Linked DNA regions of Mus musculus: regions 2, 3 and 4 are each linked to region 1. A link is a contact called in ENCODE Hi-C or POLR2A ChIA-PET data. All regions are on one chromosome and are shown on one strand. The core of a region is the stretch at or near the end of the contact, and the rest is flanking DNA. Distances in the headings are between cores, read along the strand shown. Region 1 holds the start of C230072F16Rik (RIKEN cDNA C230072F16 gene). Region 2 overlaps Gm33538 (a long non-coding RNA gene). Region 3 has its middle 8.6 kb from the start of Gm33596. Region 4 overlaps Tmem178 (transmembrane protein 178).

Evidence for each region. Hi-C counts contacts between places; a loop is a spot of excess contacts on that map. ChIA-PET counts read pairs that join two places held with the same protein, here RNA polymerase II (POLR2A).
Region 2: a loop to region 1 is called in a map of Patski, with 1.9 times the contacts of the local background. The contact joins the enhancer-like site here to the promoter of C230072F16Rik in region 1. A Hi-C loop is called at or near these places in 1 of 37 maps with a recorded cell type or tissue (Patski). POLR2A ChIA-PET finds 5 or more read pairs at or near these places in 1 of 5 experiments (Patski).
Region 3: a map of Patski shows a loop between it and region 1 (2.8-fold over the local background). The contact joins the enhancer-like site here to the promoter of C230072F16Rik in region 1. A Hi-C loop is called at or near these places in 1 of 37 maps with a recorded cell type or tissue (Patski). POLR2A ChIA-PET finds 5 or more read pairs at or near these places in 1 of 5 experiments (Patski).
Region 4: a loop to region 1 is called in a map of Patski, with 3 times the contacts of the local background. The contact joins the enhancer-like site here to the promoter of C230072F16Rik in region 1. A Hi-C loop is called at or near these places in 1 of 37 maps with a recorded cell type or tissue (Patski). POLR2A ChIA-PET finds 5 or more read pairs at or near these places in 1 of 5 experiments (Patski).

What each region holds. Positions count from the first base shown.
Region 1 is chr17:80,894,057-80,900,896 of GRCm38, forward strand. C230072F16Rik (RIKEN cDNA C230072F16 gene) reads left to right here and starts at 2,737. Exons shown (of 6, transcript NR_131127.1): 1 at 2,737-2,901.
Region 2 is chr17:80,778,158-80,784,997 of GRCm38, forward strand. Gm33538 (a long non-coding RNA gene) reads right to left here. Exons shown (of 3, transcript XR_385789.2): 2 at 6,766-6,840; 3 at 5,634-6,292. Among named protein-coding and RNA genes, the nearest start is that of Gm33538, 3.7 kb to the right of the region's middle. Within about 2 kb of position 2,370, at least 1 of the 3 ENCODE cell types and tissues checked has a DNase peak (open chromatin) inside an H3K27ac peak, as active enhancers do.
Region 3 is chr17:80,797,440-80,804,279 of GRCm38, forward strand. No RefSeq gene overlaps it. Among named protein-coding and RNA genes, the nearest start is that of Gm33596, 8.6 kb to the right of the region's middle. Within about 2 kb of position 3,217, at least 2 of the 3 ENCODE cell types and tissues checked have a DNase peak (open chromatin) inside an H3K27ac peak, as active enhancers do.
Region 4 is chr17:80,979,010-80,985,849 of GRCm38, forward strand. The region is part of intron 1 of Tmem178 (transmembrane protein 178); the gene reads left to right. Among named protein-coding and RNA genes, the nearest start is that of Tmem178, 38 kb to the left of the region's middle. Within about 2 kb of position 3,507, at least 1 of the 3 ENCODE cell types and tissues checked has a DNase peak (open chromatin) inside an H3K27ac peak, as active enhancers do.

The DNA.
Region 1 (6,840 bases), core at 1,487-3,986:
CGACACAGACGCTACTATCAGTTTATCCTTCCATTCCAGCCTGGGGGCTTCTCTGCACCCCAGGACTTCTTACACTACCCCCTTGTTACACCCATTTAAAATCGCCAGTCTGAATGTGCCATCTGGTTACTGAAAGGGCCTTGAGGGTACTGGGACTGGGTCTGTCTGGTTCCTAGTAGAGTCCAAATGACCTGGCATAAAAGAGAAGCCTAATAAAATGCTATATGAATGGAACTCATGAATGAATGCACAGCCGCCTTTAATGCATGAGACGGTGTTAGCCTGAGCAGTGATGGGGAGAAAAATGGTCCAGGGAAGACACAGTAAAAAGTACAATAGAGACAATAATGACATGTTGAGTAAGTTAAAAAAAATGATGGCTGACTGTGAGAAATGAGTCTGATGAAGAAAGAGGGACATTTGTCATTCCAGTCCTTGTCACTGCATGGAGGAGTTAAAAATCTTATAGTCAATGAGATTATGTCTTAGTTTGCCTGGGCAGACTAAACTGGATACTTTATTATTGTTTTTATTAGATATTTTCTTTATTTACATTTCAAATGTTATCCCCTTTCCTGGTTTCCCCTCTGAAAACCCACTATGCCATCCCCCTTCCCCGTTGCTCACCAGCCCACCCACTCCTGCTTCCCTGTTCTGGTATTCCCCTACACTGGGACATGGAGCCTTTTCAAAACCAAGGGAAGAAAGTTATGTCATGATGTGTGTACACATATATGTATAAATATATACATAAACATAAATGTATGTTTACAGGAATCACAAATGGATGGTCTGTCTTTGTTTTAGAAGTACATTCTCTGTGTGTATGTATATGTGTGTATAGATGAGTATGTTTGTGTATGTGTGTGTGTGTGTGTATGGAGGGTGTGTATGTATGTATGTAAGTATGTATGTATGGGTATGAGTATGGAGGTGTGTGTATGTGCACTTGCATGTATGTGCATTTGAATATGGAGGCCATGGGAGCAAAGACGAGTCTTACTCAGGTGCTTCCAACCTTTTCAATAATTTTCTTTCATGAGACAGGGTGTCAAGTAACCCCAGTTTGTCTGGAACTTACTGTGTAGACTAGAATGATCTTGAACTGGTGTCTACTACTCCAGTAGTAGGATTAGCAGCGTGGGCCACGGTGCCTGGTTTATGTGGCCCTAGGGTTTGAACTAAGGGATTCATGAATGCTACATAATCATGCTGCCATGTGAGCTGGACCTTCAGCCTGTATTAAGTTTTAAAATACAGAAATCCTTAAAATTTGAGAAAAGAATTATGCTGCTCTATAGTTTTTGTCTTTGTTTTGCAGTAATTATTGTTTCCAAGTTGAAAAAAATCCCTGGCCTAGTTAATCATGATGATCTGAAATGACTTATCAAAAGTGTAGATGTACAAGTAGGGCCAATCAAATCCTTGTATGGAATGTGAGCCATGGGGATGTAGGGTTGGCCTACCAGTGGCTCTATTTCCTGTCATTTAAACAGAGCCTATTTTTAATGGAGAGAATGAGGATAAATAAAATTAAGCAACAAAGGACAGAAAAAAGACATAGAGACAGAATCTGTAGTCAGATATCTAGACAAGTGATTCAAATGAGAATGGCCCTCAATGGTTCATATATTTTAATACTTGATTCCTAGTGGACCTGTTTGGAAAAGATTAGGAGGTATGGCAGTTGTGTCACTGTGGCGGCTTTGAGATTTCAAAATTCCATACCATTTCCAGTTAGATCTCTTTCCACTTCTTGTTTGTAGATCAGATGTGAACTCCTATCTACTGCTCTGATGTTATGCCTCTCTGTCTGCTGCCATGCTCCCTCTATAATGGTCATGGACTCACCCTTTGAATTTGTAAGCTCCCAATAAACTCCTTTTTCTATAAGCTGCCTTGGTCATGATGTCTCTTTGTTGCAATTGAAAAGTAACCAAGGCATCTAGCTTTAGGGAAAGAGCATGGGAAAAGAATAAACCATGGTTAATGATATGAGATCCTTGATCCAGCTATGCCTGAAGTCTTACTCTTGACTTTTCCCATCACAAAATCCAATAAAATCACCCCCTAGATAGTTGGGTTTTTGTCTTTTACAAGTGGGAAACCATATTTATTTGGTACCAGAAATAGGCCATTGCTTGAGGCTGACATTCCAATGAGGAGTATAAGTGTGGCATATGAGGTCTTTCCTGTTAGGGGCACAAGACTCAACAATCCTTGCCCTGCTTTCTGAATCATGTGATTTTAATAGTCACCTCTTGTTTCTCTACACTTAGATCGGATTCCTGCTGAGATTAGAGCTTTAGAGGGAGTCATTAAAATTTCAAGATGTTGTCTGCCTTCTTGCATGTCTTTCAAGGAAAGAAAAAGCTTCTGTATAAATTGGTCCCTCTGAAAGCAGGGAGGAAGTAGCTTGTGACTTCATTAAGAGATACCTTGTTCCTATTCACATGTGAGAGTGATCTGTGGCTGTTGTGGATCAGATAATCAGGCAGCCCAGGGACCTGCAAACACCATGACCATATTCCACATGGGCCGAATGGGACAGAGGCTAGGAGGTGGGAGAGATAGGTAGCAGATGTGACTGGAACCCAATGTTTTAAGCCTGTCTCCAGACTACTAAGTGAACTAATCTCACCCAGGCACAGCCATTCACTGGCTCAGCCTCAGCCTCTCAGCAGGAGTCGTTTAGGAGTTGTTCAGTTGAGACCTGTTGCTAAGGGACAAATAGACAAAAAGTAGTCAACAATAGGCCAAGACTTGTGGTGTTTTCTTACAGAAGTCTGCTCACACACCAGTTGACCAGGGTCTTAAAAGAATCCTTATCTACTTCGACCAGAGAAATTCCAACCCAAGGGAACTTGGAATTTATGGATTTTGAAGGCAACAAGACCTAAGGTAAGAGGAATGTCCAGGAGTAGTACAGGGACTCCCTTCTGATACTTATTTCAGGTGTAGCCTTGGAGAATAATGAATTTAAGGGTATCTATCCATAAGAAAAATTCCAGGGCAGTCAAGATATGCAATCTTCTTGTACTATGTATGATATATGTCATCTATTGTAAAAGGTGTTTTGATAGAAGTCACCTTGTTGCTCCTCAAAGGCAATACTATAAAGGCATTCTAGTTTAATTTCTATTGTGACCAAAAGCAAATTTGCTTCTTAAAGTTTTTTTCATTTTCTTAATTTCTCTCCAATATATAATCCAAGGAGAATATCTTTATTTTCTCTTTTTATTTGCAATTAAAGTTACACTATATTGTGTGTGTGTGTTGATGCCCTTGGAGGTCAGAAGAGGGGTTTGGCTCCCCTGGGGCTGGTGTCTCCAGTTGTTGTGACTCAATGAATTTGAGTGCTTGGAACTGAACTCTTGGTCCTTTGCAAGAGCAGCAAGCCCTCTTAACCACTGAGTCATCCCTCCAGCTCTATATGCAATTATTTTTAAAGCTGTATAGATGCTTGTCTAGTTTTTATTTATGTTCATATTAAAATTCCTTTCAAGAATACACTTAGGTATGTAGACTTGTGTGTGTATGTGTGTGTGTGTGTGTTTTCTTGGAAACCTTGTGGGCTTTTTAGATGCCAATAATTGAGGCATAATTGTATAATTAGTAATTTTTTTCATTTATGTCTTTGATTATAGTATTCACTCCGTTTGCTTTGGTTTTTTATTCTCAAAATTTATAAGCTGGATATTCACAAATCGGAGAAGACAAGTAGCGATATTCTGGCAACCTAAAACCAGTGTTTAAACAACAAGGGGAAGCGACTAGTTTGTAGGGTGTGAGAGATTCCATACAGGCACCCATCCATCCAGGTTCCAAGAAATGTAATGGCCTTTGTACCTCTTTTCAGAGGAGCTTCCAGTGACGAGGCTGACACAAGGCTTTTGTCAATTGCATTCTTTAGCACAGTTCCATTAGCCAGGTAGCTAATTAACGTATCTAAGTTTTTAAGATTTTTTTTTTATTTACCTCCTTCAGATTTGTAGATATTTTAAGAGAAATTTTAGAAAGCTGGTGTCAGATACCAAATGACATTAGAAGCTTTTAGCCTATTTAAAAGGCAGCTAGACAAAGCGTTGGGAACTTGGTGCTTTCAACCTCACTTAATTAGTAACAAACTAGCTGCATTGAGCAGCTTTTGTGTGCCAGGCCCGGCATTTGCTAGACTGCAAAGCTGAATAAAATGCTGTTCCAGTCCTTATGGCTCTAGCAATCTACTGGGCAGGGTTGACATGCAAAATAACTGGCTGAATGTGGCAGGTAAGTATATGGTGCACACAGGATTCTAAGAGCCTCATGGAGAAGACTTCATGGGGAGGTAGAGAAATTTGCACTTTATAAAGCTGGAAGCGGCTTGCCAAGAAAGCAGAGAGGTGGTGACCTACACCCTACTTGGGGGAGTTCGAGAGGGCTGGGCCTACAAAGTAGAATTTCTTTCCAAGTTTTCATTCTATTGCTGTTGAGTTACACCTTGCTTTCTTATGGCTGATAGTTCTACGCGGGTGGGATCTCACGGCAGCTTTGGCTCCCTCCCTTGGTCTTATTCTCTCCACTGGCTGGGTCTGGGGTTCTGTGTGCACACTTTAACTCCTCATGCATTAACATGCATTATGTGATCTTAAAGACAAAGCGACAATTTACATAAGCAAAGAATGTGAATATTTAAAAGGATTATGTACTTTAACATCCCTGTCTGGCTTGCTGTTTATGGCTGGAAGAGCCATGTGATGGTTTGAGTGAAAATACTTCCCCAGCCCCACCCCGTACAATCATAGAAAGTGGCACTATTGGGAGGTGTGACCTTGTAGAAAGTATATCACCAGAGGGTGGGCTTTGGGGTTTCAGAAGCTCAAGCCATGCCCAGTGTCACCCTCTCTTCTTGCTGCCTGCCGATCGATCAAGAAGTAGAACTCTCTGCAGGTTCTCCACCACCATTTCTGCCTGTGTGCCACCATGATTCCTGCCATGATGATAATGGACTAAACCTCTGCACTGTAAGCCAGCCCCACTTAAACGTTTTCCTTTGTAAGAGTTGCTGTGGCCGTGGCATCTCTTCATACAGTAATAAAACCCTAACTAAGACAGGGCACATACATAGTAGGTGCTCAACAGGAATCATAAAGATTGACCGGTACTGGAAAGTTAGAAGATGGTCTCACAAACATGACATGGCATGACAGGCCCTCTGTGTCTGTGTTGGTACCAGCAAGAAAATTAAATTCTAGCCAAGCCAAAGTATTTGTTTAAGAAAAAATATCATATTAAGTCTCTGGACTGACAGTCTAGCATTTTCCCTATTACTCAATGACATTCTTGTTTATATTTATTTATTTTGTTTCTCTAACTGAATTTTACTTAGAAAAAAAAACCCACTCCCTGAACTGGCAGTGGTTTAGAGATTTTATGAAAAGCCTACAAAAGGTACTTAGCACGCAAGCTCATTTTCTTGTGTGTCTCGCCGCCTGTACCACACCTGACACTCTCTGTTATACACAGCTTTGTGCTGTTGTCTGGTTTGCCTTTGTGTGATTTGTGTTGTCTGAGTCGAGGAGACTTGTTTGACTGCTTAGAATCCAGTGAATTTCCCTTGCCCCCCTCCTCTGTGACATCCTTAAGTTCACCCCAGCAACAGTTCTTCCCTGCCTCTCTCTCTATGGCAGACTGCCAGACTTCATCTATCATGCCTTTGGCTGTTCTCCGCTGCTGCAGCAGAATTTTGTTTACAAAAAAAAAAAAAATCTTATCAACAGTGTGTTGCAATGCCAGCAACCTCTGCTCCAAATGCCTTCTTCTCTTTTTCTTAAAAAAACTAAAATGAAAAGTAAAACAGCAGAACCCCAGTAGACAATCAGTAAGACCCTGGCTTAGGCTGGCTCCTGTAACAGAATGGTTGAGTTTGGATAATTTATAAAGAGGCCGATTCTGGAGACTAGGAGTCTAAGATTACATGGCTGGCTGCACCTCGCAAGTGCCGTATGCTGTGTGGAGTGTGTCAGAAAGACAGAGGAGCAGAGGATGCCTGCAGATGAGGGGGGGTTTGGAGTAGCTTTGGAAGGACTGGCCTCACCTTGACTTACCTATACGCTCTGAGAGTGAGCTGTCACTCAAGTGAGAGAGGCGTCATGCCATTCTTGAAGGCTGCCACTTAGTGATCCACACACTTTCTCTAAGTCCTTCCTCCCTACACCAACTGAAGATTTAAGCCTCCGTAGGGGCATTGGTAGTAATAAGCTGTATTCAAATCATAGCAGATGCTTAGAGCAATGGACCATGCCTCCTTTCTTCTGAGTACAGCTGGGATTTCCTCATGGATTTAGTCCAAACAGGCTTTAAACCTTTCACAGTGAAAGACAGTTTCTCTCTTCAGTAAATCCATCCTGTTGCCCCTTGAATTCTTATGTCCCTTTGGTTTCTAGGAGTAGAAGTGTTTAACACCTATAACAGGATGCCGAGGCAGAGGTGGGCCATCTTGGGCAAACCTCTGGGAGACTTGGCTGTGAATTAGGATAGCATTGTACATAAATACCTGGCAGAATTGAGTGAGATGAGAATGCAAATTGCCTGGAATAGCATTCGATACACAACATAAAAATGCTAATAACGTGACTACTATTCCTATAAAAATAACTCTTAGTCTGAGGTTTCTCTCTATCACCATTCATTCGAATGCTATAGATTCAAAAATATTATTCTTCTCTCAAAATTTTATGTAAGCTTTCTGTTAGTTCAATTAAAAAAAAATATCTTTGGGCATGTTATTCTCCCTTACCCCATTCCATCTCTGAGGTTGGCCTGGAACTCACTATGTAACCAAAAATTACCTTGAACTTC
Region 2 (6,840 bases), core at 1,120-3,619, 120 kb before region 1:
CTAGGGAGATGAGGCAGGAGGATCTCCCATTCTAGGCCAGCCTGGGCTACATAGCAAGACCATGTATGGAAAAAAAAGTATACAATTTGTAACTGGGACAACCTATATTCCTCTCACTATTAAGGGCTATTTTTCTAGCATACAGATATTACAATATCATCATTTCTACTAATTTGTAGACACTGCTTTCTATCTTCTGCCTGTGTCATTTCTTACTGCTTTTAGCTAGGAAAAAATGGTGTGGGGTGGCTGAGGCAGCAGATGAAATCAAGGATTTAGATGTAAGCAGCAGTAAGTAGTCCTGATTGCCCACAGACTGCTGGCCCTAGCTGGTTTGGCGTCTTTCTATTACCTTTCATATTTGGTTACTACAGTCTTTCTGGGGCCTCTTCAATACACTTGCTGGTGGGGAAGTGCTAGTTAAAGCTGTAAAGGCAGACATTTGAGTTCTCATAGGCTTGCAGTAAAGGGAAGGAGGTCACTTTGTGCTCAGGAAAAGGTACTACAGCTGTTTCTCCCAAGTTCTCTAAAAGGCATATGCAAGTTTGCAGGTAAAAGAAGTAGTTAGTACTGTAACCATGTGTTGACTGTTCATTTTCAGACAACAGAGAACTGGACCTGCCTCCTGTCTGTTCCCCTTCAGAGCTGCTGAAGAAAGGACTGAAGTCGCATGAATGTGGTCTCTTTAGAGTTGGCTTTGAAGTCCTTCAATGCACTCCTGCCACCCCATACGAGCATGCTACCTGCCAAGCCTTTCAATCCCATCTCACCATTGTGATTACTGACTTGTATGCTCTGAAAATCTTCTGGTGGGTAGTAGACACCCGAGGCCAGCATCAGACTGCATGTAGTTCAACTATTACGTGTAGGAGCATAAAGAGCACGTGTTACCCCTGCATTGAAGCATGGCTTGTGACCTCATTCTTTGGTGTTGAAGTGGTTTTTCTTTTCTCTGGTAACAAGGGAGGCTGGTAACTACCTTTCTCTCTGTCTCTGTCTCTCTGTCTCTGTCTCTCTCTCTGTCTCTCTCTCTGTGTCTCTATCTATCTATCTACCTATCTATCTACATAAATATGGCATTGTTGGAAATTTGAAAGCACTGATTTTTTTCAATCTTCTCTGTTTTATTTTCTTTCTTTCCATCTTTTTCTTCTACATAAAAAAATCTCTTCTTGTATTTATGTTCTTAACTGCCCTCGTATATGATGTATAAGTGTGTTGCTTGAAAATGATGGTTAACAACAATTACCAACCTTCCAACCGTCCAAGTCTGGAATAAATCGCATATTCATCAGTCTCTGCCAGTGGCCACTCTCACTTCAAATTTCATGTAAGTATCAAAGACTCCAATAGTTTATCTTTAGGGGTACTGTGGTACTGTTCCAGGAGGACAGCCATATGTGCCTTCTTTGTGGTTATATTTTGCTTGTTTCTTTGAGTCGGTTTCATATATCTGGCCTCGAATGTGACACGTGGCTGAGAATAATCTTAAACTTCCGATCTTGCCTCTACCTCCTCAGTGCTGAGATCATGGGCATCATGTTGGGGATAAAACCCACCACTTCATAAACGCTAGGCAAGCACTCGACCAACAAAGTTACATGCCTTGCCTCTGTGTTTGCTTACTGATCTAGGAAATGTTATAAAACATTCCTAATGCTTTTAAAATAGAACAATAAAAAATAAAGTCTTGAAAATTTGTATCTGTCATGACATCACCCTTAAACACCAAAGCTAAAGGCGGCTCCTGGAGAAGCGGAGGTTGCTGCTGGGTTTGGCACTTGGCCCTCACTTTCATTCAACAGAAATGCTGTTGGAGATCCAAGCTCTCCCTGGAGGCAGCGATTCCACCCGGGGAAGCAATATGAGAAGTTTTTGCAAGAAAGTTTTTGTGTGAAAACGTGTCCCCTGCCAGAGATGTCATATGGTTTAGTTAACTTTCTTCCCAGGAACTCGGAAAAATTCCCAAACTCAGATAAATACAGCTGGGATGCTATTCAGAAGTCAATAGCAAGGGCTGATGAGAGAGAGGGAGAGAGAGAGAGAGAGAGAGAGAGAGAGAGAGAGAGAGCTCTATGTTCTCCATTTGTTTCTGTTTGAGCTAAGGCCCCCATTTCATTTTTCTTAACGTGAATCCCAGAAGCTTTTATTCCACTGGAGGGAAATGATTGAGATTTCTGGCTTTGGGTTACCATGTATCTATAATACATTTACTTAAGGGAGGATACTCTCTACTGTATTCGTGCCAGGGTCCCTAAGGAGGAAGAGCACGGCTGATAGGACATTCTGCATCTGCCTCTTCTTCCCACCCTTCAGGGCAGCAGACTGTCTCCTGCTATGCCGTTGATTAGCTCGTCTGCACAGTCACAGTGGAGTGGTAATTAATGGCCCCCATGTTGACTCTCAGGAACTACAATACCGTGAAGTACCCTTCAGAATTATCAAGGAGAAATTAAATTACATTCAACGCAGTTTTAGAGCCTTGTGGCTTGTGAATTAAAGCGCCCCTGTAGTGATGGGCAGGAACTGGGTCCTACTGACAATGGTCAGATGGAAAGGAATTTGGGGCACTAGGTGATGACTTTCAAAATCAGGCAGTGGAAGATGCGTTTTCTCCAATTAAATGCCACTGAGTATATCAACCACATTCTAGGACAGACCCTACACCCAGGAGTAGTTATCCAACACAAAAGAAACTCAACTGAATTTTGTGGACCTTTTGTTTGTTTTGTCTTGCTTTGGTATTTTTTGTTTGTTTTTTGTTTTTGTTTTTTTTGTCTAATTGGCCTTTTTATTGTTTATTTTTATTTTTCTCTTTTTTGTTTTTGTTTTGTTTTGTTTTGTTTTTGTTTTTCGAGACAGGGTTTCTCTGTATAGTCCTGGCTGTCCTGGAACTCACTCTGTAGACCAGGCTGGCCTCAAACTCAGAAATTTGCCTGCCTCTGCCTCCCAAGTGCTGGGATTAAAGGTGTGCGCCACCACGCCCGGTCCTATTTTTCTCTTTTGCTAGTTTGCTCCTTCCTCTTCCTCTTCCTCTTCCTCTTCTTCTCCTTCTCCTTCCTTTCCACCTCCTCCTTCTTCTTCCAGAAGCTGAGTTGGCTATGGTGGCACATGCCTTTAATCCCACCACTTGGGAGGCAGAGGCCTGTGAATCTCTGTCACCTAGAGGCCAGCCTGGTCTACATAGTGTGTTCTAGAGTTACAAACAAAAATGTGGGGAGGGAAGAGAAGGAGGGGGAGAGGGAGAGAGGGAGGGAAAGGGGAGAGAGATGGGGGAGGTGGAGAAGGAGAGAGATGGGGAGGGAGAGGGGAGGGGGAGGTTGAGGGGGAGAGATGGAGGGGAAGAGAGAGCGAGAGAAAGAGAGAGAGAAGTAAAGATAGTAGGTAGAAAAGTGGAGAGTATTTGAGACAAACATGATAAAATATATTGTATGAAAAGACTTTTTAAAAATAAAAGAAACAAAAATTAAATCAGGCCATGATGCCTGTTTTGCGCGCGCGCGCGCGCGCACACACACACACACACACACACACACACACACACACACAATGGCACCTGCTAAAAGTTGGAGCCCTCCACAGATAGCCTGGCACTCGCTGGGCCTCTGAAATTGCTAATTCCACTAACACCCATTCATTGGAATGGATCCACTCTGCCTAGAGGGCCAGTTAACCCCAGCATTGTCCTCTGTGGTTGCTGGGACAAAGCATCACAAGCTGGCTGAACATAACCTCACAGTTCTGAGACCAGGGATCTGCCAGTGGGTGGAGATGCAACTGTCAAGAGGAGCGACGAATGTCCTCCTTTACCAGGTTCTCTGCTGCAGTGCTGAAGATGAGATACAAGGCCCCATACACGCTCCGCAAAGCAAAGCATCCCACCACGAGCGTCTTCATCTAACTTTGTTGTTTTACAGATTTTTATCTTGAGACAGAGCCTTTCTTGGATACTTAGGCAGCAGGACTCAAAGTAGGAATCACAGGCTTGTGTTGCCACATCTGGCACCTCCCCTTTCTGATTTTATTAGTGTGTGTGTGTTGGGGGGGGGGGCATGTGTGCTATGGTGGGGAGAGAGAGAAAGAGGAGAGAGAAAGAAAGTGTGAGTGAGTGTGTGTGTGTGTGTGTGTGTGTGTGTGTGTGTGTGTGTGTGTGAGACAGAGAGACAGAGAGAGAGACAGAGACAGAGAGATTCTGGGGAGCCAGTTCTCTACTGCCACAGGGAATCAAACTCAGGTTGTCAGGCCTGTGTGACAGGTTCTTTACACACTATTGTATGGGGCCCTACCCCCAGCTCCTTTCTAACAAGGACACTTTGATTGCCTTAATGACCTACCAAGATAATCCAGACCCTCCCTTCATCCCTAGATCCTTAACTTAGTATTGTAACAGGCTCCAAGACCTTAGTGGTTCCCGGACCATCAAACTCAGCATGCAGACAGCACCACCTGCCTCAACAAAACACAAACAAAAGACCTAATCCATCAAAGTCCACAGGTCTGGGAAAGTCTCTGAACGTGCTAACCTTGCCGTTTGGCTTCTGTAGTTCTGTTTCTGCTAAGTGTTCTCCTTAAGAAGTATGTTGACCCAGGATATGGGATTTTGTGCTTAAAAACTCATTGTGAGAAAGGCTTGGGGTTACACCAGGATCCCAAAGTCCCCAGTGTAGTTGCCAGCCAGCTAATGAAGACTTTGTATTGTATCCAAGTAGTCTTCTCTGGTACATACCCCACAATAATCTCATATAAATGAGACATTTTCTTTTTCCTCTTTTCAAATAAAACTTTCTCCCCATAGCTAAGTGTTTAAGCCGATGGGTTTTCATGACCGATTCAGTCATGGGGGCTCTGATGCTATAACTTGATGGCATCTGGAAAGTAGAAGGTGGGGCTGGCCAAAGGCCAAAGGCCCCTGTCTGCCGCCAGGCTGGCTGCTCCCACCATGATGTTCTGCCTCCCTGTACACAGACCCAGGTCAAAGAACCTGACTGACAGTGAACTGAAACCTGGGAACCTGTTAGTCAAATTCTTGCCCTCACATTGTTTCCTTAAGTGTTTTGTCTTAGCAATGAAAACCTAACCAGACCTAGCGTCTTTGAAAGGGCTGGTTTTCCACCCACCACAAGGCACTTAGGCACTCACTTGTGCACATATGCATGTGTGCACACAGACTGTTCATGTGGAACGTACTTAGCAAACCACAAAATTAGCAATAAGGGTGATGGAAAGTGCTCACTTTTCTTTAGCAAAGACCTTCTGTGTACAAGACAAAGAGCTTATTGTATTATTATCGTATCTCGTTATTATTCCTTCCCAAATCAAGAGTTAGTATTCAAATGTCAGAAAGGCTCTTTTTGGAGCACGAGGATAGAAACGGACATTACATGTGCTCCACTTCCTGGCACACTCAACTGCCATGGCAGTTCTTGGGCTGTTCATGGAATTGTCCAGGAGCTCTCGTTTTACACAGTCTCCTATCCCTATCCCAGTCTTATAGCTCCCAACTCTATCACTTTATTACTGTCTGTTTTTCCTCCCTCCCTCCCTCCCTCCCTCCCTCCCTCCCTCCCTCCCTCCCTCCCTCCCTCCTTCCCTTCCTTTTTTTCCCCTTTCAATAAATAAAGTACATGTATGTGTATGCATATTGGGGTAGGGGTGGGTATGTACCTGTGAGCCTGGGTGCCTGCTCATGAGGGCCCTTGGAATTGACCCAGGGCCCTCTGTGAGAGCAATACACACTCTTAACCCCGGACCATCTCTCCACCCCACCCCAGACCATCTCTCCACCCCACACCTCTTGATTACTTTTACTGAGCTTATTTCTTCCACCAATGTAGGACTTCAAGGGGAAGACGTCAAGTACATACACTGGCTGGGAATTTCCACACTGCTATGTAACGTTATTGTTCTGTGTGGGGCTTGGTGCTAGTGTAGTAGACACATGTGTTGATATAAAGTCCAAGGGCTGCTTCGTGTTTCTTCTCTTGTTGCCACAATGACAGCGTTAGAGGAGTTTAGAGATATACGTTAGCGTTTAGGTAGCGTATCTAGATTTCTGCTGAAATTTTATATCTGCTCTATAGGGCAGCTAATGTTTTCCGAAGGAATCCAGGTCAGGTTTGCTCAGCTCAGAAATGTTCTTTGGGCCCTATGTAATTGTGTGTACAAGCAGAAAATGGATTCCAAGGAACGGAGAAAGTCAACAGTTAGCAGACCGAGGGCAGAGATGAAGGTGATGTTGGTCCACTACCATGGCTGACAGTCACTTCATCTCTTAGTGCTCCAGTTTCTTTATCTGTAAAATTATGATAAGAATTCTTATCTCTCAGCATTTGGGAAAGGATCAGAAATAACTTGAATTATGAACTGCCTGGTTATATACAGAGTAGTCAAAAAGTGGCAATTGCTATTGTCAATATTGGTAGCTTGGCTAGATTGTGTATCTCTCATACATGTGTTGATATCCCAGCCTCCAACTGATATTAAGCAATGCAGTAATGACTAGATTCTCATAGATGATTGGAATGTATTACCTTATAAAGACTCCAGAGAGCTCATCTCTTCTGTCACACAAGAATATGATTATTAGTGGTGGTATGCAACCTGGAGAAGGGCTGTCCCCAGAACCTGACCCTGCTTGTACACTGATCAGGGACTTAAGGATGCCACAATGGTGTGAACCAAATCCTGCTGTTTCTAAGCTTACCATTTATAGCATGTTATTATAATAGCATGAACGACTAAGATAAGCTCAGAGTGAACACTCACCCAAGTGTCTAGCACCGCAATGTTCTGTTCTTGCTGTTTGCTTACTTCAACAGTATCTTCTCTTTCCATTCTTCT
Region 3 (6,840 bases), core at 1,967-4,466, 96 kb before region 1:
AAGCTATCTAGGCAAAAAGGGAAACAGGCCAGGTCTGAGAAAGGGGCAGTGGGGAAACACACTGCTAAATAAATGTATCCTTGCTTGAACATGTCTCTATGTAACACGGTGCTGTGCTACACACAGGGGCGCAATGAAAAAATTTTAAAAAGACTCACATAATAATGAAAATAACTGACTAAAGTCTATGCATGCCCAAAGGGACTTCCCACCTTCTCTCCCCCTCTCCTTTTCCCTCCCCTTCTTCCTCCCTTCTTCTCCTTCACTTTCCCCATTGCCTCATTTTCCAGACAGGGTTTTTCTGTGTATTCCTGGCTGTCCTGGAACTTGCTCTGTGGACCAGGCTGGCCTTGAGCTCAGAGTTCCACCTGCCTCTGCCTCCTGAATGCTGGAGTATAGGTGGTTTCTTAATGTACACATGCAAACACAGATACTCTCCCTGGCTCCCCCACTCCTCTTTTCTGATGATGAGATTAAAACAGGGCTTTGGATACATTGGGCAAACCCTCTATCAATGAGCTACACATCCAGACCCTTGCTGTCTTTTAAGATCTTTGATTAAGGGACTATGCTAGATGTGTGTGTATGTTAAAAGTGCGTACAATCCTGAAGCTTGATGTACTGCAGTTACTTTTAAAAAATGCCTTATTGACTAGCACATACAAAGGCTCACCTGTCATACAGGCCTTGATGGTGGTCTTAAAGAGAGGAGAGAAATACTCAGTTGTTCAGAGCAGCCCACATTTATACAGTGCCTGTGAACGGTGGCTCTCTCACTGGGATAGTTTTCCTATGTTTATTACAAATGGGTAAATGTTGGGTATTTATTCCGCCTTAGCAGAGGTATGACACATTTAATATAAATCTGGGAAATGGACACTCCTCATCCTCCGTACTCCCCAAAATAACTTTCTACCCTCTATTGTTTTGCCCCAGTAGCCAGGGCTTCCTTGGCTTGCCTTATAAGGCTATTGTGGGGCTGCAAGCTCTTGCCATAGGGAGTTTTTCTTAGTGCTCCAGGCTGCCTTCTGCTTAATTTTAGTTCATTATATCTGAAAAGACAGGGAGTGCTTTATGAGGCAAAAGGCCCAGTCATTGTGGGAAGAATGAATCACTCTAAGAACCAGGAGAAGCCTGAAAGAGGAAATCAGCTGGGGGTCAGGAAGTTGGGGGTGGACAGGTCATTGAAAACACCTTCAAAATGGTCTTTCTTCTTTGTTCATTCTTCCTACTAGGGAGTGGGAAATGTCTCTCTCTCTCACATTGGAGAATTCTCAGTCTAATACCCTGAGGATACCGAGTCCTTTAACACCCACTGATCTTGAAGTCCGTGGCTGGAGTAGCCGTGGGTCAGGAGCATCGCACAACGGGTCATACTTGGGCATTGTCTTAGTTAGGGTTGCCATGGCTGTGATGGAGCACCATGACCAAAGCAAGCTGAGGTTAGACTTCATCTGATGGAAGTCAGGACAGGAACTCCAACAGGGCAGGAACCTGGAGGCAGGAACCTGGAGGCAGGATCTGATGCAGAGATTAAGGAGTGCTGCTGCCTGGCTTGTTCCTTTGGCTTGCTCAGTCTGCCTGCCTAGAGAACCCAGGACTCCCTCCCCTTACCCCTTTCTTTTTTTTTACTTTTCCTGCTTGGAAACAGCTGAGGGGAAACCCCCCCCCCACATTTTCAGTTCTCTAGTTCTTAAATCCCATGACTGTGGACTTCAAGGCCAAAGGTCCTAGACCTGGGGCTTCTGTGCTTTCAAGTCCTGGTCCTTCTGATGCTGTGGGTTGTTTCTACTACTTTGTAGGTAGGGACCATGATTTGGAGCCCTGGCCAACGCCAGGCTTCTGAAAATCTTTAGTTTTTAGGTCTTCAGTATTGGAAAATGATTTGTCTCAAGGTCACACAAAGTGCCGAGGCCTGGCCTCAGCCATACCACCGCTCCATCCGTGCAGATGTGACATGAGCCTATGAATTACGGGTAAAGTTCTCCGATGCACAGGCTAATCTTAGTACTGGTGTCACCTGCTGGGGTCCCCATTAGACACCCTAAAGTTTAAAAGCACTTGTTTACCAATGCCCCAGTCACAGAAAACCCAAATGCCTATGTCTGCAAGATCTCTCTTAGTGGGAAGCGGGGAGTCAGGCAGACTTTTTAAGAAATAAATTTGTGAATTAATTTTAATTGAACGTAAAACGTGTACATACTTCTGGATACCATGTGACCTCTCACTGTATGTATTTGTTATGTGATGTCCAAATCAGGGCAGGCATGTTCATTCACCATGTCTTCTTCCACAAGCATGTAAAGTCACTCTCTCTAGCTTTTGGGGGGACTACACAGTCTACCATCCATACCATCCATAAGTATCCTTGACTAGAAACTCTGATCTTGTTTTTCCCGTCTGGCTGACACCCACTATCCTTTGACCAGCCCTTCCCTATCCCTCCCTCTCTGACTTCCTCCCGTCTCTAGTAACCCGCATTCTGCTCTTGATTTTAGAGAGCACACTTTTAGAATTCACCCATGAATGGGGTTGTGCTGTGTTGTTTTTCTCTGAGCAAGCTTAATGTCCTTCAGGTCCATTAGTACACGCCCCTTGTCACATCCCAAGCCAGACAGGTGCTCCTGACCCTGATACAGAACAATTTTCTCCTAGTCATTACCTTCTCCCATAACTTACTAAATGTCCACAGGGACGATAACAACGAAGGTCATAGGAGGCCATCTCTCTGAACAACTAATGAGCTATTCAGAAAGTCAGCTGTGTTGATTTTTGAATGGCACCAATGGCCCAAGGCAGACACCCCTCACAGCCAGCCTCTCCTGGTGGTGGCAATGGTGGCCTTGAGCACAGACCTTAAATTATGGGGAAGTAACAGATTTTGTTTGTGGGGCTCTGCAATATCATGATAAAGTCTGGTCACCAAATTGTACTATCCTCTCTCTGTAAGTTGCTGTGTTCAAATGGATGAATGTAGCAAAATAATAGCATGTGATGTATGGGCTGACAGCCTAGAGAGACTTAGGGTTAGAACACGTAAGTACATCCTGGCTAGAACTACATGGCTTAGATTTTGTATTGCTCACGATTGACAGCAGTGGTTCTCAACCTGTGGGTGGTGACCCCCATGGCCACATGACTCACTGTATTAAAGGGTTTCAGTATTAGGAAGGTCAAGAGCCACTGGTCCAGAGCCAAAACTTTTTGGAGAAATGAACAGCTCATCAGATCTGCCTTGAGTTTGTCGGGTCCCTGTAGTCCCCAAGGCCAGAAGGTCCACGCTGCAGTGTGTTATATAAGTGGGTGTGGTGGTGGTGGGGTGAAGGTGTGCTGTGCACAGCAGAACTACAGTGTGTTCAGGGCATGCTGGGATCTGCAGAAACATTTTCCAGTAAGGATTCGTGTCAGTTTCAAAGTGCTCAAAACAACCCTAAAAAGAGTGTGGCCAGAAAAGCTATTATTGCTGCCTGAAATCCTTGTTGGAACAAAACGTGAAACAAAAACGAGCGAAATAGAACAAAGCAAGTCATTGTGTAGCGAACCTCACCGTCCAGTGTACCTGGCTGGCATGTGGGTGACTCAGGAAGGTCAGGAACCAGGCTGTGGCAGTTGCTTTAAACCTCTACCTTTCGGTGTGTTTCGGGGGTGGGGGTGCTATGTCCTTGAAGGGAGCGTGGGTGAAGAGCACTCCTGCCTAAAACCGCGTGGGTTTCCCTCCTCCCCCATATCCCTGTCCTGTTTTCTAGAAACAAGTGGATTCATCGGACTCGCCTGCCGATGACCCCCTTCTCTATTTTCTGTTCCCTTCCTTGAGCCTTCCTCCATCCTGGCTCAGGGTGAGCCGACAGGAGGAGCACAGAAGGCGCCGACCTTGGGCATAGAGGCAGAACTGCCCCCCCACCCCCCACCCCCACCCCCACGCCCCCACCCCCCGCTTGAACTAAAGCAGTGGCAAACCCTCTCCTGAAATTTCTTTCTCGCCCTTCATCAAACTTTTGTTGGACCTGGAAAGGAAATGAATTCTAAAGGCAGGAAATGACCCAAAGACCGGAACAATGTGTGCAAATCTAAACTCGTGCTTCCGCCCTTTGGTTACAAAGCATTCTAATCTGTGTCCCAGGAAGCCTAGCCCATTGCCAGATGGAGATCTGTTTTCAGATCGGCTCTTGGCATCTGCCACTCCCAGCTGGTGACATTCGCACGTTTCTGAAAGGCAAACCTGTCCCCACATCTTCAAACTTCTGGAGAGGTGTAGCCCCAGGAAAGTCCTCGAGGCTCTGGCTGACAACGCCAACCATCTGAAGCACTTCATCTGCGGTCGAACTGTTGCTGGACTCCAGCCTAGAACGCCAGCACACGGAGTCTGTTCTCGAAGATCTTCAGCATCTGAAACCAAAGTGTGTCTCTGCTGCCAAAAAAGGCTGGCTCCCTCGCCTGCTTCATAATCCCTTTCTCACCAGGCGTTCCTGAAGAAACCCGATGAGTCAGGGAGGAAGGAAAAAAAAGTGTCTGAAGGAAGCCTGGGGGTGGGTTGGCCTCTACCTCAGCCTCAGAAAGCCCCCCCCCCCTTGTTTGGCAATCCACTAACGCTTAGGGGTTTGATTTTTTACTTTTCCCATCTTCCCTCTTCTGTCAGCTCTCACCTCCAGAGAACCTTCATTTACCATTCCTGTAATTAGCTCTGCAAAAAGCTGGAGGCCCTCGGATGGGGAATTAGTCACTCTTGCAAAGATGGTTAGACTTCACTTTCATCCCCAGGAGCAGGGCGAGAAAAAGCGCCCACTCGGACTTCCAGAAGAGACCATTATTCAATAGCTCCGTTCTGACTCGGGGCTTGTGCTTTTCCCAGGCTTTTTAATTTTTATGGGACTCTGTACATCTGTCTTCCTGAAAAAAGCTAGGAACCAGTTGAAGTCTAAACACCGTGAGGTGGCTTGTGGGATATCTGCTTCTAACAGGTATCCCACTGAGGCTAAGGGCCCCCTCACCCTTCTGTCCCCAGGCAATCAGAAAGTAGGTTTTCTGAGAAAATGTGCTTAACTCTCAGCGTTTCTGAAATGCCAAACAGATTGAAGGATAAAGAGTCTGGCGTGTTTGTTGACATCTGGCTTATAGATAAGCTACTGAGAGAAAGAAGGGAGAGAGTCAACGGGGGTCTGGTGAGAATGGGACCCAAGTAGGCGCCGCTCTTCTGGCGCTCGGCACCTGTCCTGGAGTGCAAAGCCACTCTGCGCCACTCTCTCAAATTGTGTTGTGTATTATGAAAGAGGTTTTTAAAATGTTTTGATAAGCCGGGATTTATTCTTGGAAAGGGAATATGGGCCCTGTTACAAGATAGGAGCTTAATGTCAGTGCAGGTCGTATCAACTGTGTGTGGCTGTGAGCAGAGTCACGAAAAGCTTGGCGAACTCCCAAGGTGGCTTGGAGCAAACTCGCCCTTTCTTTCCTTTGCCTGTAGACAATGAGCCCAGGACAAAGCCAGACCTAAGGAGATCATCTTCCCTACTATGGACATCAGACAAACAAGATAAATAGTTTGCGTTCTTATGATGACAATGGTGATAAGAGAAGCTACTGAGCCCAAAGAAAACAAAAATGGATTCTGATTGCAAGCTATGTTTATAAGACACGTGCCCCCCCCCCCCAACAGAACAAACCAAAACAGAACAAACCCACAAACCAACCATGCTGTCAGAGTCATGTAACTTGACCCTGAACTTAGTTAGGGCACATGAAATAAATACAGTTTATTTCAGTTTATTTATTTATTTCTGGACAGAAAACTCCAGATTAGGTTAATGTACAGTTGAGGGCCGTTAACAATTAGCAAGAAAGGCACCAGATTTAACTTATTTTTGTACTGCTTCCAGCCTTGATTATCTGTTAAAAATTTGACATAGTTAAGTACAGTTAGATTGTTTTAATACGTAAGAGAGACATAGAATCTATTATGTGCTCTTTGCTCCTTAATTGGAATGTGTAGCCATCGAGGGTCTCATCTTTTGTGTTCACAGAATGACAAGCAGTGATACAATTTATGATCTGTACCATGATGGCCAAGCTTGTGTTTTGCTTAACTGCAGGCGTTTCCAGGGTTCTGGCTAGACATGCCCAGCGGATGCTGGAAGTTTACAGAAGAAGAACAGACTACTTGCTTGCAAGCTGGACCGTGCTCACAGGACACTCAGTCAACTCACAGGGCTATCACAGGGCTATATTCTCCACATATGGGAAGCTAGAGATTGCTGAGGTCTCTGTGACAGCAAGGTGCACTACATTAGGTTGTGCCACTTGGCCAGCTGAGGTGTCTCATCTGAGAGGTCATGGTACTCAGGAGCTATTGGCATAGTGCAAGCATCCAGATCTAGACAAGATGGATGCTAGGGTTTGAGAAGACGTCTGGTTCCTGATTGGCATACGCATTTGTTTGAAAGCCACGTGTACTTTTATTTTTTGTTTTTCTTGCTTCACAAAAACCAAAACAGAACAAAACAAAACCCCAAGATTTAATTTGAGGCTCAGTGAGTAAAGGCATTTACTGCTAAGCCTAATGACTACAGTTTGATCCCAAGAGACTGCACGAAGGAGGAAGGAGAAAATTGTGTCTTCACAGTTGTCCTCTGATCTTTGCATGCATGTAAACATGCACGCACGCACGGATGCATACACACCACCGCTACCACCATATATATATGTATGTGTATGTATATGTATATGTATATATATATATATATATATATATATATATATGTTACATTTTTGAAATAGAAAACAATATATTCTTGGAGAAAGATGAGTGGGAGAGTGATAATGTGTGGACAGGACCCAGCATGTCGAGGC
Region 4 (6,840 bases), core at 2,257-4,756, 86 kb after region 1:
AGAATTAAAGGCCTAGGCCACCCCACCCAGCTCTCTTCTGTTACTTTTACTGTAGACACAATGCAACACAATGCTAAAGAAGCATTAGACCCGAATGCCCTATGCCAGTGGTCAACTGCCACCCCAACCTGAAGGACACCCTCCACTTTTGCACAGGGCTATCCTTGTTTGGGCACTTAATTCTAAACGGTCCAGCACTGTGCACCTCTCACCTCTCGCTGCAGTGATGACTGTCAGCCACACAGGATGCTGAGCACCTGAACCAAAACTCCTCTAAAAGAGAGAGAGAGAGCGAGAGCGAGAGCAAGAGAGAGAGAGAGAGAGAGAGAGAGAGAGAGAGAGAGAGAGAGAGACTTCCTGACCGAAGAATACATCAAAATGGCATTAAGAAGTTTCAAAGTGTCGATTATATGTTTAAAATATTAAATGGGAATATACTTCAGTTGGTAGATATGTTCCTAACATTCACAAAGCTCCAGGCTTGATCCCCCTCCACATAGAACTAGACACGGTCTTGTGTGCCTGTCGTCCCACCCAGCACTTGGGAGGTGAAAACAGGAGAGTCAGGAGTTCTGTCCATCCTTGGGCTATATGAGATTCTGTATTAAAAAAATAAAAAAAAGCAAAATTGTGGCTGAAGAGATGGATGAGCGGTTAAGAACATTGACTTTTCAGTTCCCAGCACCCACGTGGCAGCTCACAACTGCCTGCAACTCCAGTTCCAGGGGGTCTGATGCCCTCACACAGACACACATGCAGCTCAAACACCAATACACCTCAAATAGAAATAAACAAATTACACACAGAAGATCAAAATGCTATGCTTATATGTCTATACATAACAATAAAGTCAATTCCCCTGTTTACTTTTTAATATGACTCTTAGGAAGTTTGGAATTGTGTAGCACGTGGCATCTCTTCCCTCTGGACAATCCTACTCATATTTACCCCTTCAGCTTGCGTATCCTCCTTTCAGTACGTAGACTGGACGGGTTTGCCCTCGGAAGGTGCTTGCAGCTGGCCAAGGCTCTTCTAGTCAGTAGAAGCTGCCCAGTTTACTGCACTTGGCTTATTCAATTCAAGTCAGCTCTTGATAAAGGGAGCGACAAGGGGACATTTCTTTCATCTGCTTAACACCTGCTTCCCTCTGAGATGAAGTCTCTCTGACAAGAACATAGCCGCTGCCCTGACCTGTAACCCTAGGGCCGATCTCCCCCTTTAAACTGGGGTGTGTGCTGGCAGAGCTTTAAAGAAACAAAGAGTCCTTTACTTTCTGCCCATGGGCCACTTATGGAATTCCAAGTGACCCTTAAGTGTTTTAGGAAGAGTGCATACTGTCGTGACCTGCCATCGAGAGGCTCTCAAGTGTCGGAGGCCTTGCTGTTATTTTACCCTTTCCAGACTTATCTGAGAGATGCCGCGCTCTGACAAAGAAGCCATAGCGTCTGCTTATAAGGGAGTTGAGTCATGAGCGGAGAGGGTGACTCTCTGACCCACCAGAAAAGACCAAAGTCAGAACTCGGCAACCAAGGCATGAGCTCAAGAAGACAGAACTGAGTTTGGGAAGAATTGAAGGCAAGCACCGTAGGAATAGGAGGGTCATGGAAACAGGCACAGCACTGCCATGGAATACTTTTAAGGACAGAAGTGGCCTCTGGGAATTATTCTCAGGGTCAGTAAGGTAGGGCTACAGAGATTCCAGTCAATGGGAAGCCATTCACACGTTCTCACGGTGTGATATGATACACAGAAACCCTAATATCATGCACTGAGGGAGTATGAGATCTCTCTCTCTCTCTCTCTCTCTCTCTCTCTCTCTCTCTCTCTCTCTCTCAGTTGTCAAAATTGGAAAGTTGGCATATTGGCCGAACACTAAAGCTATGTAATAAATAAGTACATAATGCTTATATGTGCCAAGCACTTTATTTTTAAATAAATGCATCTATTATGGCAAGTAAAACTCTCACAGCCACTAATTTAAATCCCACGTAAGCTGGGAATAGTGGCACATAACTGTAATCCTAGCACTTGGAAGGCAGAGGCCAGCCTGGTCTAACAGCAAGCTCCAGGCCAACCAGGCCTATGTAAAGAGATCCTCTCTCAAAATGAGAGTTGTAAAAAATATAGTGGGGGCAGGAGAGATGGCCCCATACTGCTCTTCCAGAGAATCCAGAACCCAGAACCCAGGCCATGGCTCACCACACCAGTAACTGAAGTTCCAGGATATCTGGTTCCCCCTTCTGGCCTTCCTGGGCAGTAGACACATAGTGCACATACATTTGTGTAGGCAACACAATCATACACATAAATAAAAGCACACAAATCTTAAAAAAAGTAAAAAGCAATATAACATGATACTGCAAAATACAGGAAGATGACTTCAAATTACATTTAACTTATTTTTTAAAGGAAGGATTTTATGTGTATGTGTCTTGCCTATATGTTTCTCTGTATTCCATGTGTGTGCCTGGTGCTCTCAGAGACCAAAAGAGGCTACTAGATCGTTTGGAAGTGGTTTTATACATGACTATGTGTCACCACATGGGTGCTTGGAATCAAACCCAGGTTCTCTGTAAAAGCAGCCCGTGTTTTTAGCCACCGAACCTATCTCTGAGCCCATCTCTCCAGACCTCTCAGGGATTACTGAGGCCCCAGACACCGTACGTGATCACAAAGCAGATTAGACCAGCGGTGGCACACATGTGGCCTGCTGTCTGAGAGAAGAGTGATATCGACGTTAGTTGGCAATCTCTGCAGGAGCCCAGTGCTGGGAGTCTTGCACAGAAGACAGGAGTGGACAGGCAAGAGGGACCAGTGGTTGGATCACTGCCCCGGGCAACTGTTGCATGGTTCTGTTTATCCCTTTGTACACATGAGCTAATCTGCGATGGCCATTTAGGGTCCAGCCTCCTGGTATGGGGCAGTGGTTCTGTCTAATGAATGTGAGCATTTGCCAAGAGATGACTCACAGTCCAGCATTGAGGTTTATAAAGGGCTAAGCCCTTCACAATAACCCTACAGAGTCTATGCCATCAGACCTCTGCTTTTATAAGAGAGGGAACTCAGGCGCAGGTTAAAGGATTTGCTAAGTTTACACAGCTGTAATTCAAACCCACGTCCTGTCTCTCTGCCCAGGTTCGAAGCCTGAATGACGTCTCAGTGTTGAATTACTGTGAGTTTTGTAGTATCTCATACTTGCTATGTCTCTCCCTTATTTAACCTCCCCGTGTGTCCCCGCGACTCACTAGCTGTGGGGCTAGTTCACTATTGTCAGCAGTAGAAACAGCAACGATTCACCAGACCAAAGGCTCCATTCCTCATCCAGTAGGATGTATTTATTTATATATCTTATTCTATGGTTTTTTAGCATCCTTAAAGTGGCTTTACTTGGCCCTGTAAGAAGCTAATTATTCACCAAATATAGACCACGGCTTGTTCTTTTCAGCCCCCTGCATGCTTTTTCCCCTCATTGTGCGATGCCATCTGGTGCTATGAGCTCATGCTTTCTGTGCTCCTTTGCAGAGCGCCAGATTCGTCCTTTCTGAGCCCAGAAAGCAAGGTTGATTTCAGAGTTTGCTTGTGTGGCTTTGAGAGCACTGGGGTCTAACGCCTCCTAGTGGATTTTGCCGGTATCACTCCTTACCATCACCACAGGGAATTCATGCTCACCCATGTAGACTGTCCGTCCATGTCTTTCTTTCTGAGTCAATAGCTTTGGTGAGCCACCCAGCACCAGCAGGTCTTTTTCTGTGTCGTTTTTATTGGCTTAATGCTTGGGATGTGGGAAGCCAAACCCTGATAATTACACTTTCCTCTTCAAATCTGTCTCACTTTGTGCTGTGGCGGTAGAACACGTATTAAAGAGAAGGAGATCGGAAGTCTTGTGGCTGGCCTCGGATCCGTCCTTCACACACTCTTTCTCCAAAGTCCGGAGTCTCTCTGATCATTTTTTCCCCAGGAGTGGAGCACTGGGAACATAGGACATTTTCTTGTATACCGAGCTTAGGATATCAGAGCTTCCCCACCAGACCTCTGATCTTTGAGACTTTTGAGTGCTGCTCGTCAGATCTGCTCCCTCTCTTTCCACCTTCTGATGCTCGATCAGCGTCCTTGGCAATTAGACTAAGATCCAAGGGATATGAAGTGTGTCTGGTGATGTCTGCGCTGCTAGCCTCGGGTCTCACTCCAGCAGAGCACCGGCCAGGCGATTGCCCTCTTCCTGTAGCCCTGCCTCCTGGGGGACTGCGTGGTACTATGAAGGCACAGAGGAGAGAATCAGTCCCAGGGATGTTTAGAGTAGTTTAAGGGAGCACACAGTGTCTTAAGTGCAGAAGTCGTTCTAGGCAAACCATCTCTGAGTCTGAGAAAGCTGGTTTTTGTTTTGTTTTCCCAATTCCGTACCTCTTCACCAGCATGAGGCAGCTTCTAAGAGATGCAGGTGGGGAAGCCATGGAGTCAGCCATGTAGCTGGTCTAATCCCCAAATGAAATGTATCGACAGGTGTGGAAAATGGAGACAGACACAGCCCTCTGCCAGGAAGCAGCTTTGTTTCCAAAAGTGCTCACGTTGGTACTGAATTGGAAAAAAAATCGATTTTTCATATCGAATTGACCGTTTTACTTTAGAATAGCAATAACTGTAGAAATCTGTAGAATTAGCACCAGTTTCTAAAAGTTAAAGAATTCAGTTTGTCTAACCACACACACATTAAGACTTGCTTATGTCGTTGTACTGTGGCCTAGGCTAATTCCTCAACCTCTGAACTTCAGACATTTTTTGTTTAGTGGAATAATTATTCCTGGGGTCGTTGGTGAATGTCAATTGGATTACTTTTATATGTGTATGTGTGTGGTGTATTGGTATATCTCTATCTCCCCTTGTGGAGGAACAAGTATATGTGGATGCGGGTAGAAACCAGGGCTTGATGTTGGCCATCCACATAAATTACTCTGCATCTGAGATACTGAGGCAGAGCACCATACTTGAACGTGCCTGTTCCAACAGATCAGCTAGTCAGCTTGCTCTGGGGACCTTCTCTCTCTCTGGGCTTCTCCTGGGACTAGGATGGGCTGCCACGCCCAGCCAGTATTTATGTAGGTGTTGAGGATCTGAACTCCAGCCATCATGCTGATGGGGCAAGCCCTTGGCCTGCTGAGCCGTTTCCCCATCCCTCACGGAGGTTTTGTTAGATAATTTTTATGTGTAATTGGGATGATCAGGTCATCTCTGTCTTCTGGTCCATACATGGTATTCTGCATAAACTGAACTTTGTCTAGTGAACCCATTTGTATTCCCGACATGTGTCTCATCTGGTCATGGTGCATGGCTTTTTACATGTTGCTGAGTTCAGATTGCTAGTATTGGGAACAGTTTTTGCATAGAAAATATCAAAGAAAGTGGCATATTTTCCTGGAGTTGTGTAAGAGGACACAATTTTGATCTGCAGAACCCATGATATTTTTTGTTTGTCTGTTTGTTTTTTTAAAGGACCAGGGCAGGGGCGGGGAGTCGGGGGGAGATTGAGATCCAAGCTGGATGGGATGGTAAAGGTTATGCTCCCAGCACTTGGAAACTGGGAACAGGTTCATCTCTAAAGACTTACTGACTGGTCAGACTACCTAGTCTATTAGTGAGTTCCAGGCCAGTGAGAGGTCCTGTCTCAAAGAGAGAGAGAGAGAGAGAGAGAGAGAGAGAGAGAGAGAGAGAGAGAGAGAGAGAGAGAGGAAGAAAGAAAAAAGAGTGTGGGTGGGTAAAAATGGCAGAGAGACCTGAGGACTGACACCCAAGGCACAAACACAAGATATTATATAGTTTTCTTTCTTGTGATGTCTTGATTTCAGATCCAGTTGGGAAGTGTTTCCTCCACTTCTGTTTGGTTTTTGAAGAGTCAGAGGGAGTGCTGATTCTTGTTTAAACATTTGGTAAAACTCATCAGCCAAGTCTTGGGCTTTACCTCACAGGGCTGGTCTCACTAAGCTAATTACTAACTCCATCCCTTATCTTGTTATAGATACAGTCAGAATAGCTCACCTATTGCCTTGAGTTAGCCTTTGAGTTTGTGTCTTCCTAGGATATTTTATGTCCTATTTAATATTAGTTAGTGTTTGGCAGGTTTGCCAAGTATTTATTTCTATAAGATTAATCTCCTTTTGCTTTATGATTTTTTTTTAAATCCACTTTGTCTTTTTACTTTTTGGGAGTTTGCCTATCCACTAGAAATTAATTGGCATCTGTGAGTATTCTCTAGTTAACAGCTGCTGCAGTTAAAGGGCTACAACACACACACACACACACACACACACACACACACACACACACACACACACACTGTTTCTAAGGTCAGTTTAATGAGATGCATTTATCCAGACAACTGGCCAAGATGACTGACCCAGAGAAGTATGTTTTGTTTGTTGCTGAGTTTTAAGAGACGGTAGATGCTGTTCATAGAATTCGGAAGACTAGAAGGGAAGAATAGACACCAAGGCCAGTCAATAGGAGCACTGGGTACAGAGGATGAGGGGTGCACACGACCCCATGGCTACACATAGCGGTATCATATATGGGACCAGCTATGCCACCAGCTGAGGGGAAGAAAAAAAATCATAGTTCAAGTCAGTGATATTAAGGGATGACACAGCCTCTTGGAAGACTAAGTAAACTTATGTTCATCAATTATAATTACTTCCTAAACCACCGTGTCAAAGTTGTCTAAGGAAAAAATGTCTTCTAGCTTCCAAATAACACATACACTAATGAATTTTTGGGAAAAACTTAATTGAGAGTTTGAAACTAGATTAAATTCAAACAGGGTGTTCAGGCATCCATTTAGAATTCTAAGCT